Regions from separate parts of the Homo sapiens genome. Here region 2 is linked to region 1. A link is an interaction called in ENCODE POLR2A ChIA-PET data of the cell type or tissue named here. Cell type or tissue: Panc1. All regions are shown on one strand. Each heading gives the region's core, and the rest is flanking DNA. Links, peaks and the distances in the headings are about the cores only. Region 1 has its middle 13 kb from the start of COX8A. Region 2 has its middle 7.0 kb from the start of SPINDOC.

Region 1 (4,384 bases), core at 232-4,231:
TGCAGTCATTGTGTCTTACGCCTGTAATCTCAGCACTTTGGGAGGCCTAGGCAGGCAGATCACTTGAGGCCAGAAGTTCGAGACCAACCTGGGCAACATGGTGAAGCCCTGTCTCTACTAAAAATAAAAAAATTAGGCTGGGCGCGGTGGCTCACTCCTGTAATCCCAGCACTTTGGGAGGCCGAGGCGGGTGGATCACGAGGTCAGGAGATCGAGACCATCCTGGCCAACAGGGTGAAATCCCGTCTTTACTAAAAACATAAAAATTAGCTGGGCTTGGTGGCGCATGCCTGTGTTCCCAGCTACTTGGGAGGCTGAGACAGGAGAATCGCTTGAACCTGGGAGGCGGAGGTTGCAGTGAGCCGAGATCACGCCATTGTGCTCCAGCCTGGTGACAGTGAGACTCCGTCTCAAAAAATTAGGTTGGACACAGTGGCTCACACCTGTTATCCCAGCCCTTTGGGAGGCTGAGGCAGGCAGATCACGAGGTGAAGCGATCGAGACCATCCTGGCCAACATGGTGAACCCGTCTCTACTAAAAATACAAAAATTAGCCAGGCGTGGTGGCACGTGGTGGAGAATCGCTTGAACCCGGGAGGCGGAGGTTGCAGTGAGCCAAGATTGTGCCAGATACTCCAGCCTGGGCGAAGAAGCGAGACTCCATCTCAAAAAAAGAAAAAAAAATTAGCTTAGTATGGTGATGTGTGCTTGTAATCGCAGCTACTTGGAAAGCAGAGGCTGCAGTGAGCCGAGATTGCCCCACCGCACTCCAGCCTGGGCGACAAAGCAAGACTCTCTCAAAAAGATAAATGGAGAGTGAAAAGTAACTTGCTCATGGGCCCAGTAGTAAATGGCAGAGCCAAGATTTGAACACAGCGTAGGAGGTGTTATCCCCGTTTCACAGTTAGGTAACCTGCAGCTTGGGAAAGAAAAGACAGGAGCAAGCCAAGGACACCCACAGCTGTGTACCTGACTAGGTCCCTTCCCTCCCTATGCTGCCTTGCCCCACGGCGACTGTGAGAGGCCCAGCTTCTTCCTGAGCAGGAGCTATGGGCCCCAGAGGCCTCTCCTGCCCCACCTTGCTACTCCTGGTGCTGGGGACAAGGGTGGTGTCTCCTGCTTCTGGCCTGCAATGCCAGGGTATTATGCAGTGCTGCCCTGGACAGGATGTCGGTTTCTGTGATTCCATCTACGTTCCTGGATTCCTACTATGCTGAAGTGAGCAAAGAGAACCTTAGAACCTGTATTGGGGCTTTAGGAGTCTGCTGTGGGTTGTTTTCTTTGTTTGTTTGTTTTTTTGAGACAAGATCTCTGTCACCAGGCTGGAGTGCAGTGGCACAATCAGCTCACTGCAGCCTCAACCTCCTGGGCTCAGGTGATCCTCCCACTTCAGCCTCCTGAGTAGCTGAGACTGCAGGCATACGCCATCACACCCAGCTAATTTTTGTATTTTTAGTAGAGAGAAGGTTTCACCATGTTAGCCAGGCTGGTCTCAAACTCCTGAGCTCAGGTGATCCACCCACCTCGGCCTCCCAAAGTGCTGGGATTACAGGCGTGAGCTCCCAAGCCTGGCCCTGCTGTGGAGTGTTAATTCTATTAAGGTGAACATTTAATAGTCCCTACGGACTGGCAGGGCTGGGGCTGAGGTCACATCATGTGGCGCTGGTGCTTAGTGCAGGCCACCCCAGTGCTGGAGGGAGGAGGCCCTGAGAAATGGGACCAGGCTGGGAGCCCCCTAAGGGGTGGAGGCTGTTTGACTCAGAGCAGGGCTTGGTAGGCCACAGCTGGGAGATCGGGAGCAGGGTGAGAGCCAGCTGTGGCTGATTTGGCTGTTGAAAGCCAGGCCCTGCACCTCTCTGGGGTCATGCTCTGATACAGGATGGCTCTGTTGCAGCAGGTGAGGCTGACGGGTGGCCTGGACACTAGTGGCTCCTGTCCGGCTCCCTGGCCCTGAGCCCCTCAGTGGTGACAAAGGACTAGGCAGCCACGTCCACTGAGGATCGTAGTGAGGTCTCAAGCCGCCAAGTGCAGGCACTGTGGATGGCGTGGGGCAGCACATGCCCTTGAAGTTGGTCATGATGTGGAACTGCCCCCGTGCCTAGCTCGATGCCTGGCAGGTGGGCCACACGGGTGTCACATGTGGGAGCTGTGGGGGGACCGCTCCTGTGGCGGCCCCTCTCCTGAATGTTGGATATATGGGATGGGGAAAGGTGGGGTATGTGGCTGGAGGGGTCCAGGGATGGGGCACTCAGGCTAGAGCCCTCTGAGGGTCCTGGCAGTGAGATTGGTGTCCAGGAACATGAAAAGGAGTGGGGACCTGCCCTAAGCTGATCAGGGGTCCAGAAACAAGAGAGGCCCATGGGTATTGGAGCTATGAGCGCAGGCTAGGGGCTCAGAAGGCAGAGGGGCCTGGATGTGGTTCCAGCCTGGTAGGGGTGAGTCTGGGGGCCAGCCCATGATGGAGGGAAACGTGGCCTGAGAAGCCAGTCTTCACCAAGCTGGAGCCACCGTCCCACATGGGTGCAAATGCGGTGATCTCGCCCTTACCACACAGGGCTGCTGGCTGTGGACTGCGTTCCGGAAGGGGTTAACCACCACAGGCTCTCGGCAGGCCCGCCCAGCCCTCAGCTTGCACCCTTCCCTCCCGCTGCTGGAACCCTGGGGTGCCCCAGCCAGTACAGCTGTGCCTGCCTAGAGAGCAACCCCTCCACCCCCAACCCCGCCCCCGACAGCTGTGTCTGGGCCTGTCCCCTGGATGCCTGGCAACAGCTGTATCCCAGGAAGAGCAAACACTCCTCTAAGATCCTTGTCTCTGTCCCGCCCCCTCCCTTGACCGTTGCCTGGTTAGGTTTCCCAAACTAGCTCTTCCAGTGATGCCGTCTCTCCCTCCATCTTCTCCTGGAGTTTGCATTAGCGCCCCCATTTTGCAGATGGGGAAGCTAAGGCCCACGGAGGGAAAGGTGCATTCTCGAGGTACCCAGCACCCCAGTGTTAGGCCTGTATCTCCTTCCCCGAGGCCCTTGTTCACCCTCCACCTCTGGGCACTGGGCCCTTCCTGCAGCTTCACTAGAGTCTCCTGCTGCTGCCGTCACCCCAAGAGTCATTCCCCACCCACAGGCAGATGAAGAGGCCCCAGCTGCCCTCTGAAAGCACAGGGCTGGCTTCTTTGCATCCTCACCATGCAGCCCTCCTGGCCAGCCCCAGGGCTCAGTGCCTGGCACCCACCTGATGTGCCAGGAGGAGAGACCAGGCCAGGTAGGGAAACTGGATACCCAAAGCTCAGGTTCTTACCAGCTCCAGATCAGATGCTTTGGGAGGTGGCAAGCTCTAGAAAGTGTGCAGAGGAGGGGCAGCTGAGGGTTCTTACCTGCTGGCCCCTCAGGACTGGGGTGCAGCTCCCTCCCCAGGCCTCGCAGTTCCATATTTGGACAAGAGCAGCTGCTGGTCCAGAGCCTTTCATGGGGAGAGGGCCAGGCCTGGGGTGGGGAGACCCAGTGTTTGTCCAGGCCATGTGTAAGCAGTGGGTCTGGGGGCCGCCTCTGGGGTGGGGCACCTGGTATGACAATCAGTGACAGGAAGCCTGGACCAGCTCCCCTACCCATCGCCAAGGCTTGGGATCTATTCCTAGTGCCCCACTCAGGAGGGAACAGGTTGAGCCCGGGGATCAGAGAGACCAAGGGCTCAAGAGATTTAGGTCTCACCCCTTAGTAGGGAGGGACTCCCTAGCAAGCAATCGGAGCGTGGGGGCAGTCCCAGGCGGGGGAACTGAGCTCCCCGTCTTTGCAGGCAGCACAGCAGCTGTCCAGGGTGATAGAGGGGGTCCCTGTCCTGTGGAAGGTTCCTGTCACAGAGAGCCTGTCACCACATGGGGCACACCTCCCTCATTGGACCAACAAACCCCCCTCTCCTTGCTCGTTTATTATTTTGAGATGGAGTCTTGCTCTGTCACCCAGCTTGGAGGGCAGTACTGCGACCTCGGCTCACTGCAACCTCTGCCTCCTGGGTTCAAGGGATTCTCCTGCCTCAGTCTCCCGAGTAACTGGGACTACAGGTGTGTGCTACCATGCCCGGCTAGTTTTTGTATTTGTAGTAGAGATGGGGTTTCACTATGTTGGCCAGGCTGGTCTCGAACTCCTGACCTCAGGTGATCTGCCCACCTCGGCCTCCCACAGTGCTGAGATCACAGACGTGAGCTACTGCACCCAGGCTTGCTTACTTTTAAGCAGTAAGAATTGCCCTAGGCTGGGCATGGTGGCTCTTGCCTGTAATCCCAGCACTTTGAGAGGCCAAAGCGGGTGGAATGTCTGAGCTCAGGAGTTCAAGACCAGGCTGGGCAACATGGTAAAACCCTGTCTCTTCTAAGATACAAACATTGTTTTGTAAT
Region 2 (4,384 bases), core at 217-4,216, 150 kb before region 1:
ATACTTTAACAAAAAAGTAGGAACAGCTTCCAGGAATAATTCTATGCCCGCCAATCTGACTCACCTCATTTTATTACACCAACGTGCAGGGCAGAAAGTCATTTGGTGATACGAGGATGTAAACAGTGCCTAGCATTGAACACACACGTGGACAGAGGAGGAGAAACAGGTTTGACATGTACAGAGCTAGAAGCTAGTCTGTGGGAATTAGTGGCCCATCTCCTGCCATGTGGAAAAAGACAGGCTGCAGGAAAGGGAGTATGGCTGATGTACACAAACAGAGGCAGAGACTGGGGGTGAAAAGAACGTCCTGGTAGCATTTATGTCCTGGGTCCGGTTATTCCTAAAGTCGGCCTGTATCCCTGCCCTTCCCACAATTGGGCATTCAGCCCTTCCTTCAGTTCCATGAGCCAATAAATCCCCCATTTTGTTCAAGCTAGTATATTTATTTATTTATTTCTTGAGACAGTCGCCTAGGCTGGAGTGCAGTGGCACGATCTCGGCTCACTGCAACCTCCACTTCCCGGGTTCAAGCGATTCTCCTGCCTCAGCCTCCCGAGTAGTTGGGACTACAGGCGCCTGCCGCCACACCCAGCTAATTTTTGTATTTTTAGTAGAGACGGGGTTTCACCGTGTTAGCCAGGATGGTCCCAAACTCCTGACCTTGTGATCTGCCCACCTCGGTGTCCCAAAGTGCTGGGGTTACAGGTGTCAGCCACTACGCCCAGCCAATTTTTATATTTTTAATAGAGATGAGGTTTTGTCTTGTTGTCCAGGCTGGTCTGGAACTCCTGACTTCAGGTGATCCACCCACGTCAGCCTCCCAAACTACTGGGATTACAGGCGTGAGCCATCACACCTGACCTTGAGCTAGTTTAGATTGAGAGTTCTGCAACAAGAACCCTAAAATGTGGCCACCCAGCTGGTGCTAACACCACAGATTCTGGGCTGATGCTGCAACTATAAAGATGGACAAAAACTGGTCCTGCAAACAAATAATTACAGCACAACGTGCCAAGTTTCATAACAGTGGGGTTCCAACGGATGTGGGACCAAGAGATGGACTTCTGACCACACACAACAACTGAATAAAATTTCACCAAGGAGTGCTAAGTTTTAGGGGCTGAACTGATACCAACATTGCTGTTAGGTCATTACTTTTCTTCTTTTGGATGACTTTAGGATAAGCTGGCAATAGGATTACTGAGCTGAAGAGCATGGCTATATATTTATTATGGCTTTTGCTAAAGACCACTACTAAATGCCAAGCCAGTTAAGAGTGAAGCCCCCCTGCCCTTACCTAGGCTTCAGACAGCCCTCTCCTCACTTGGAGCTGGGTCTAGTCCACTTGCTACAGCAGCCCACCCATATTTCTTTTTCTTTTTCTTTTGAGACGGAGTCTTGCTCTGTCACCCAGGCTGGAGTGCAACGGTGCAATCTCGGCTCACTGCAACCTCCGCCTCCCGGGTTCCAGTGATTCTCCTGCCTCAGCCTCCTGAGTAGCCGGAACTACAGGTGCGTGCCACCACCTGTAATTTTTGTATTTTTACAAAAATTAGCAGCCTGGCTAATTTTTGTATTTTTAGTAGAGATGAGGTTTCACCATATTGGCCAGGCTGCTCTCGAACTCCTGACCTCGTGATCCGCCTGCCTCAGACTCCCAAAGTGCTGGGATTATAGGCATGAGCCACCACGCCCGGCCCCCATATTTCAATATCCCCACAGCTATTCCCACTTGAGGCAGTCCACTCGCTGTCTCAGCTTGTCACTGGTGTCCTAAAATGCTACCAACAATAAAAGCTGTGCCAAAAGGAAATGCTTCCTCCAGCTTGGGCCTCCAGCCTAGGGGACACCATGGGGAGTGGCCTGGAGCAACTATTTGCTGGGACAGAAGCCATTGGTTCTCCACTCTTCCTGTTTTCAGTCTGTCCTGCCCCGTCCTAGGAATCTCATGTCTCAAGGCCAAATTCGCTAAGTCAAAAGACGAGTTACAGACATAACTTAGATTAGTAAGGGTCTACCCTCTCTCCTCCACAGGAAGCTGTCTCAACAATTAAGATTCCTGGCTGGGCACAGTAGCTCATGCCTGTAATTCCAGCACTTTGTGAGGCTGAGGTGGGAGGATCGTTTAAGCCCAGGAGTTTGAGACCAGCCTGGGCAACATAGGGAAACCCTGACTCTATAAAAATACAAAATGGGGCCAGGCGCATTGGCTCACACTTGTAATCCCAGTACTTTGGGAGGCCGAGGCAGGTGGATCACCAGGTCAGGAGTTCCAGACCAGCCTGGCCAATATGGTGAAACCTCATCTCTACGAAAAATACAAACAATTAGCCAGGCGCAGTGGCTCACGCCTGTAATCCCAGCACTTTGGGAGGCTGAGGTGGGTGGATCACAAGGTCAGGAGATCAAGACCATCCTGGCTAACACGGTGAAACCCCATCTCTACTAAAAATACAAAAAAATTAGCTAGGCGTGGTGGCGGGCGCCTGTAGTCCCAGCTACTCGGGAGGCTGAGGCAGGAGAATGGTGTGAACCCGGGAGGTGGAGCTTGCTGTGAGCCAAGATCACGTCACTGCACTCCAGCCTGGGCTACAGAGCAAGACTCTGTCTCAAAAAAAAAAAAAAAAAATACAAACAATTAGCTGGGCATGGTAGCGCGCACCTGTAATCCTAGCTACTCAGGAGGTTGGGGCAGGAGAACTGCTTGAACCCAGGAGGCAGAGGCTGCGGTGAGCAGAGATCGTGCCACTGCACTCTAGCCTGGGCGACAGAGCAAGACTCCACCTCAAAAATATATATGTAATAATAACAATAAATTAAATAAATAAATTCCAATTCTTGGCCAGGCACAGTGACTCACACTTGTAATCCCAGCACTTTGGGAGGCTGAGGCGGGAGGATCGCTTGAGCCCAGGAGTTCGAGGCTGTGGTGAGCTATGATTTCGCCACTGTACTCCAGGCTGGGTGACAGAGCCAGACTCTGCCTCTACAACAAACAAACAAACAAAAATTTGATTCCTGTATATGGCACTTTCTATGTAGCTGTGTAGCTGGTGGAGGAGAATTCCTGGAATTCCTAATAACTCCACTGAAGATGGTCTGGAGTCTTCCCTCAGAGCTCAGCGCAGAGAAGGTTTGCTCAGCAGAGCAGGTATGCAAGGCAGAAGGCCTGGCTTTGCAGGCCGACCAATTCGCTTCTGTGACTTTCATGTTGTTTGATTTGGTTTCTTCATCTAAGCATTGCAGTGTTTAAGAGCAAGGACAGGGGATAGAGCTAGGGTTGGGTCCTGCCTTAGCAACTAGCCACATTTCATTAAATCTAGGACATCATGGTTTGCAAGATGAACCATTATTTTATGTATCCCCAAAGAAAAAAATACTGCCAAACTATGACAATGATCTCTTATCACTTGGAATTTTATTTTACGTTTATTAAAAGAGCTCTTTTGGCCAGACTCGGTGGCTCATGCCTGTAATCCCATCACTGTGGGAGGCCGAGGTGGGTAGATCACTTGAAGTCAGGAGTTCAAGACCAGCCTGGCCAACATGATGAAACCTCGTCTGTACTAAAAATACAAAAATTAGCTGAGCATGGTGGCACATGCCTGTAATCCCAGCTACTCAGGAGGCTGAGACAGGAGAATCGCTTGAACCCGGGAGGTGGAAGTTGCAGTGAGCCAAGATAGCGCCACTGCACTCCAGCCTGGGCAACAGAGCAAGACTCTGTCTCAAAAAAAAAAAAAAAAAAATTAAAAGAGCTCTTTTAGGCCGGTGCAGTGGCTCATGCCTGTAATCCCAGCACTTTGGGAGACCAAGGCAGTCGGATCACTTGAGATCAGGAGTTCGAGATTAGCTTGGCCAACATGGTGAAACCCCATCTCTACTAAAAATACAAAAAATTAGCCGGGTGTGATGGCGGACGCCTGTAATCACAGGTACTCAGGAGGCTGAGATGGGAGAGTCACTGAAACCTGGGAGATGGAGGTTGCAGTGAGCCGAGATCGTGCCACTGTACTCCAGCCTGGGAGACAGAGTGAGACTCTGTCCCAACAACAACAAAAAAAAGAGCTCTTTTAGACTTGCAGATTTTTTTTCTTTTTTTTTTTTGAGACAGAGTCTTGCCCTGTCACCGAGGCAGGAGTGCCGAGGCAGGAGTGCAGTAGCACAATCACAGATCACTGCAACCTCCAACTCCCAGATTCAAGCGATTCTCATGCCTCAGACATCAAGGTAGCTGGGATTACAGGGGCACTCCACCACACCAAGCTAATTTTTTTTTTTTTTTTTTTGAGACGGAGTCTCACTCTGTCGCCCAGGCTGGAGTGCAGTGGCGTGAGATCGGCTCACTGCAAGCTCCACCTCCCAGGTTCATGCCATTCTC

What was found. Peaks named below come from ENCODE experiments on the same cell type or tissue, not always from the same donor. Only the 100,000 strongest peaks of a DNase experiment are listed, where the experiment ranks them.
Region 2: POLR2A ChIA-PET joins it to region 1 with 6 read pairs; 7 of 35 experiments call an interaction of 5 or more read pairs at or near these places.

Annotation. Positions count from the first base shown.
Region 1 is chr11:63,959,139-63,963,522 of GRCh38, forward strand. No RefSeq gene overlaps it. Among named protein-coding and RNA genes, the nearest start is that of COX8A, 13 kb to the right of the region's middle. RefSeq lists an enhancer at 2,089-2,646. In Panc1, for the core only: no CTCF peak of the experiment used is centred there; no DNase peak of the experiment used is centred there; H3K27ac peaks cover 233 bases.
Region 2 is chr11:63,804,309-63,808,692 of GRCh38, forward strand. No RefSeq gene overlaps it. Among named protein-coding and RNA genes, the nearest start is that of SPINDOC, 7.0 kb to the right of the region's middle. In Panc1, for the core only: no CTCF peak of the experiment used is centred there; no DNase peak of the experiment used is centred there.